2 separate regions of the Homo sapiens genome follow, and region 2 is linked to region 1. A link is a contact called in ENCODE Hi-C or POLR2A ChIA-PET data. All regions are on one chromosome and are shown on one strand. Each heading gives the region's core, a stretch centred on a gene start or an enhancer-like site at or near the end of the contact. The rest is flanking DNA. Distances are from core to core; before and after follow the strand shown.

Evidence for each region. Hi-C counts contacts between places; a loop is a spot of excess contacts on that map. ChIA-PET counts read pairs that join two places held with the same protein, here RNA polymerase II (POLR2A). Pooled maps may share reads with other maps.
Region 2: a map of ascending aorta shows a loop between it and region 1 (1.9-fold over the local background). The contact joins the promoter of ECM2 here to the promoter of OGN in region 1. A Hi-C loop is called at or near these places in 1 of 168 maps with a recorded cell type or tissue (ascending aorta) and 6 of 50 pooled maps. POLR2A ChIA-PET finds 5 or more read pairs at or near these places in 1 of 52 experiments (HEK293).

What each region holds. Positions count from the first base shown.
Region 1 is chr9:92,403,235-92,405,970 of GRCh38, forward strand. It overlaps OGN (osteoglycin), which reads right to left and starts at 1,344. Exons shown (of 7, transcript NM_014057.5): 1 at 1,262-1,344; 2 at 1-248. The coding sequence starts at 173. All of the region lies in intron 5 of CENPP (centromere protein P), which reads left to right.
Region 2 is chr9:92,534,666-92,537,365 of GRCh38, forward strand. It overlaps ECM2 (extracellular matrix protein 2), which reads right to left and starts at 1,325. Exons shown (of 10, transcript NM_001393.4): 1 at 1,268-1,325. All of the region lies in intron 5 of CENPP (centromere protein P), which reads left to right.

The DNA.
Region 1 (2,736 bases), core at 94-2,593:
TTAATATTTTTTCCATCCAGGTATTTATCCTCATAATCTTGGCTAAATATGGATTCTTCAAAATTATCTGTTCCATAATCATAGATAATGCGTGAGTCCTGCTGGGTTGGTGGTGCTGGCTTTATCAGAGGCACAAGCAGTAACAGGAGAAGTGTAGACTGCAGAGTCTTCATTTTAGCAAAAATCAAGGTGACTGGAAGTTAATAAACTAGTGGCCTGCTGACTGTGGGACAAAACTCTCTTTTTCCCTGGAAATAAAAATTCAGACCATCGAAGCAATATTTAAAAGCTTAGAGGATGTTTTGGCAGGGTGTGCGCAGTAAGGGCCAGAGAACAGTATTTAACCCTTAGTGATCTTTAATTAGATGCTAGCAGTTTTTATGTATCAGTGAACATTCTGAAAAATAGTTTTGGAAAATAGTTTTACTTCTCTATCAGAAATTCAAGAAAGATTGATAATTTTAAGTTTCTTAATAATTAAGTGCCTTCAGCAGACATACTAATATTTAATTGAAATATTCTTAGGATACCTGTAGTATAAATAGTTAAAATAAAGTCCCAAGATCCTGTCTCATGTGAGTTAAAAATATCATATTTCCACTTAGCTACTTTATAAGAACTCTTGATTTATATTGGTATGAACAGAAACAAGTTCCAAGAAAAGTTTTAAAACTTAAATTTAACATTATGAAAAGTAGTCATTAACACCTTTAGGTGGTACAGAATATAGGAAAAGCCATACGTTTTTAATTTTCTTAGTTTTGTAATTTTAATAGGTGATCATAATTTTTAGTTAATAGTATTGTATTTTTAATTTAAGCTAAGAAAACTGAAAGAATAGTATTGCAGGCTAGAGGAAATACCGAACTTTAATCAAAGAACTTTGAGGAATGTAATAGAAAGGATTCCTTTAGGCTCATCAATGGATTTTCTCTGGTGGGTACACATTTCAGACTTTTTCTTAAGTAACTTCAAACAGAATCACTCAAGAGTTGCTGATGCTGCATTATAGATGCCAGTTTGTCAAAAATCCAGAGGTTGAAAATGAAGAAGATAATGGATTTGTGACTTCTGCAGCACCCTATTCTTGCCTGCGTGGATGTTAAATTTATGCGATGATATACATAAGTACTTCTTAAAAATTAATTGAGGTAACTGAAACTTAAACCAGAGATGGCCTTTACATTTATTAAGACTATTAGATGAGTCAGTCGCACTTTAACAAACAATATTTAAAATAATATATGAAAAGTAAGCCTACCGTTGTAGCTGTTTTGAAGTTTTTTGTGGTTTTCCTCAATAGATGTTCATGTCTGTGCATTAGCCCCAAGTGGGAGGGTGAATGAGAAAAGCTATGTCTTGATTTCAAACTGCTGAGTAAAATTTCAGGGCCCAGCAGCTTTAAGAACAGTTTCCATGTGGTAGAGATCTTTGCCAGCATTCTTTCTCTAGGGTGAAATGCAGTGTGTTGTACTAGAGAACTGTGCTTAAGTTATTTGTTGTAACTGCTGCACTCAGTCTGCTTCAACTAATTTGACTATAAACTTGTGTGATTTTATTATTGTGTAATAAACATTCATGTTTTGGTGAATATTAGTTTATGAAAAATGATATAGTTTTAAAGTCATCCTTTTCATTTTGGTGATTTCCCAGGAGATCAAACAATCTGCTTTTTGAATGAAATAGGACACCAAATGACAACATAGTCCATGTTGTTAATTTTATGAGGATTAAAAATATTGCCCTAATACCATAATTAATATATAGCCAGTGTAATATATTTTTCCAGTGTAAAAATTAGTTTTAGCACAAATTATTTGATAGTTTTGTCATTTGGATTTTTTCTCCCCTTTATTTTAGTTACATATAAGAAAAACTGATGCATAAAAATTAGCTTTTTAAAAGTAAATTTGATTTATAGTTTTTGAGGTTGATAGTAAAAGATACTTTTGTTTGCTGAATGAAGGAAACTTTATAAAATTACTTTAATATTGAAATTGGCTTTTAAAAATTAAAGTGGCATTGTAGATACCATACAAGCAACTTTGAAGATTTTTTTAAAGAGTCACTTTTAAAAAATTCCTCCTTGGTGCTTTTACCAATCAAATTAACTTTTCTCCTTTAAGCTAAAAATTTAACAAATATGGATATATATTTTATTAAAATAGAAAATGAAAGAATAACAATTTGTTTTCTTTTCTAGACAAAATTGTTTTAGAACCTTTCAAATCAAAGCTTAAATAAACTAAGACTTGAGCACTGAAGTTTTTATTTGAATGTGAATTATCTTAAATTTAATTGTGATATTGTCTGGCTTGAGTTGATATAAATTGTTGGTTTTATGGCTTCAAGGATACAGTAAAACTTTTTTAAATACTTTGAAATATATAATAATGAAACAACAGACATTGATTTGTTTTGTATTGTGTGGCAAGTTAACAAGATATTGAGAAGTAAGCTGGATAGATACCATATGTCCAAATTTAGAGAATCTTAGAGATTCATAGTTTCATTAATGGTACACTTTGATGCTTTGTACTACAGAAAATTATTTTGTGAAGAACAACTTTCCTTGAAAAGTTATGACCAGTGAATACAATGTTATTAGCATTCACTCATTTAATAAAAGTTTATTGAGCGCCAATTCTGTGCCAGGACTTCAGACACGTAAGCTCAGATAAGCAAACTTCAGTTTCTTCCCTCAAGGAAGATTTATAGCCTCTAAGTCAGCAGGAA
Region 2 (2,700 bases), core at 75-2,574, 130 kb after region 1:
AGTCAATTCAGAGAGCAAAGTAGTATGTTGGAAGGGAATAACAACAACAGCAGGGGAAAGCAATATGAAAACCTGAACTGAGAGACAAAGTGAAACTAGAATTTGCTGAGTGGCATGGCAAGTGTGCTCTGATGGATATCATAAGTGCTCTGCAATGCATGAAATGTATACATTGAAATTTTCTTGCATTAACAATTGTATGTGCAGACCTTCCATCCTGTTGTGAGGAGTCAGGGCCTAGACCTCGAGGCTCTAGAGTTAAACTCTCATGAGGGTCTCAGGCATCCTGCTGTCCTGAGGCATCCTGAAAGCACTCACTTATGGGGCATTGCCTGATTGAGTGCTTAGGAGTGTGAATGTGCCAGCTGTGGCCATTCTGAGCACACCCCTCTCTCCCAGTATCCTCATTCTGGAAACTACCTCTCTTTCTTTTTTTCCCCCAAATTGACTCACTTTTACTTACCCAGAAATCTAAATAGATAGGCACAGAAATAAACTTACAGAGCTATTTGAATTTTGACAAAATCAGTATCTAAACAGTCTCACTACAGTGTTTAAATACATTTTAGGAAATGGTCTCTCAATACTAATTTTACTATTAATGCTTAGGCCCTCATTATTTTCATTGATATACAGAATTTTGCTTTGCACTTAATATTTGCTTTCATAAACAACTTCGTAATTGAGTGTTTGCCTCCTAGAGGTAAATTTTCTGGGATTCCAATCATAGTATCATTTTTATCAAGTAATTTTTTTCCTTCTAGCACTTACTGTGTTTATCCCAACATTAAATATTATTTATAAACCTTGATTAACTTATTTTTCTTCATTTAAAATTTCTTACCAGTTATCTTAAGTAAACTTTAAAAATATTAATTTAGAATTTTAAAATTCTACATGAAGTCATGAGATGTCTATTATCTATTTTCACTTCATTCAACAGATTTAAAATGAAAAATATTTTGAATTATTTATGTTCTTTTAGGACTTAAAAATTAATAATATTTTCAAACCAATTTATACTTCTATTGAACACATAATTCCACCTAAACATATAAAAATAATTTAATACTAAGTATACAAGGTCTGAAATACTTGGGAAGTACATCGTGAAAAAAACAAACAGAATAATGCATACTTTGAACTTTAAAAATCTATTAGTAACGAGCTAATTTACTCAAGAGTTAAACAGTTGTGAAATAAAATACCCAAATATTAAAACCATTCCACATGCTAAGTAGAAACTTAAAATTTAAAACTTTTTTACCTGGAGATCTAAACTAAGTAGGCTTTGCTTGGTGTCATTTAAGTCTCCAGCTGAAAATGAAACAAAATCAGAGCTTTCTTTAAAAACAAAGAAAGGACAGAAGGGAATGTTGAAAAGTATTTGCTGAACTTCTTAGTAAAATCTAAAATAACTGCCTCCCTTGGGGATAAATGCCTTTCAGTTCTTTGTGCAGAAAATCAGCCAAGAAAGTAACCAGGGAAAATGGTTACCAAGGGAAATATTTTTTTTAATCATAAGAAAAGTAGAAAACAGCAGTGGGTGTGGGGGAAGAGCATTTTGTTTGCAGGCTGAAAAGGCAGAGTTGGAAACACAAAAATGAGCTTGATTAAGAAATCTGTGGTTTTCATAGACTATTCGCATTAAAAATGTTAAAGTTTATACTAGCCAGGATGATGTCACTTGAGCTTTATCAGATTATAGGGATGATATTCTCGTCAGCTAAAGGCTGTGTATATCTGGAATCTATTTTAAATTGGATTAATAATATTTAACTCATCTGCCCACCCACCTCGATCTCACACACAATACTAACAAAACGACAACAACAAAAAAATGGTTACGTATTAATATCAGTGGAAATTATGTAACTTCTAACCATGAAATAATAGAAAGAAAATGTGAAAGGGAGCTGTGTGGCTCCTAATTACCTGTTACGCTGGCAAATTAGTTGTGTACTTTGGCCTCAGTTTCTTTATCTGCAAATGAGAAGTTAGAGACAGATCAGGATTCCAAGCGCAACCCTGCTGTTTATGAGGGACCTTGAGTAAGTTACTTAATGTTTCTGACCAAAGTTCACTCTTCTGTAAAACTAGGGTGATACCTTTCAAATTTTTCTGAAAATAAAAGGAATAACAGATATGAAGGTCCTAACTCAGTGCCTATCCTAGACTAGGTAATTTTAGAACTATTTTTTAAATTTTTTTTTTTTTTTTGAGACGGGAGTTTTTGCTCTGTTGCCCAGGCTAGAGTGCAATGTCGTGATCTCAGCACACTGAAACCTCCGCCTCCCAGGTTCAAGGGATTCTCCTGCCTCAGCTTCCCGAGTAGGTGGGCTTAAAGGCGCCTGCCACCATGCCAGATTAATTTTTGTATTTTTTTTTTTAGTAGAGATGGGGTTTCACCATGTTGGCCAGGCTGGTCTCGAACTCTTGACCTCATGTGATCCACCCACCTCGGCCTTCCAAAGTGCTGGGATTACAGGCATGAGCCACCGCACCTGGCCTGAAATTCTTATATCGTTATTTCAGGGGTCCAAATCATTTGGCAAAGAGGAGCTAAATATTTGTTTAAATGACGTGGTTAGACTGAATCAGGATTTTGTAAAATGACCTAGATAGACTGAATCAAGATAAGGGACTAAATACATAAGCCACTCAACTTCCTAAAAATAAGGAAAATGATATCTATTTTTA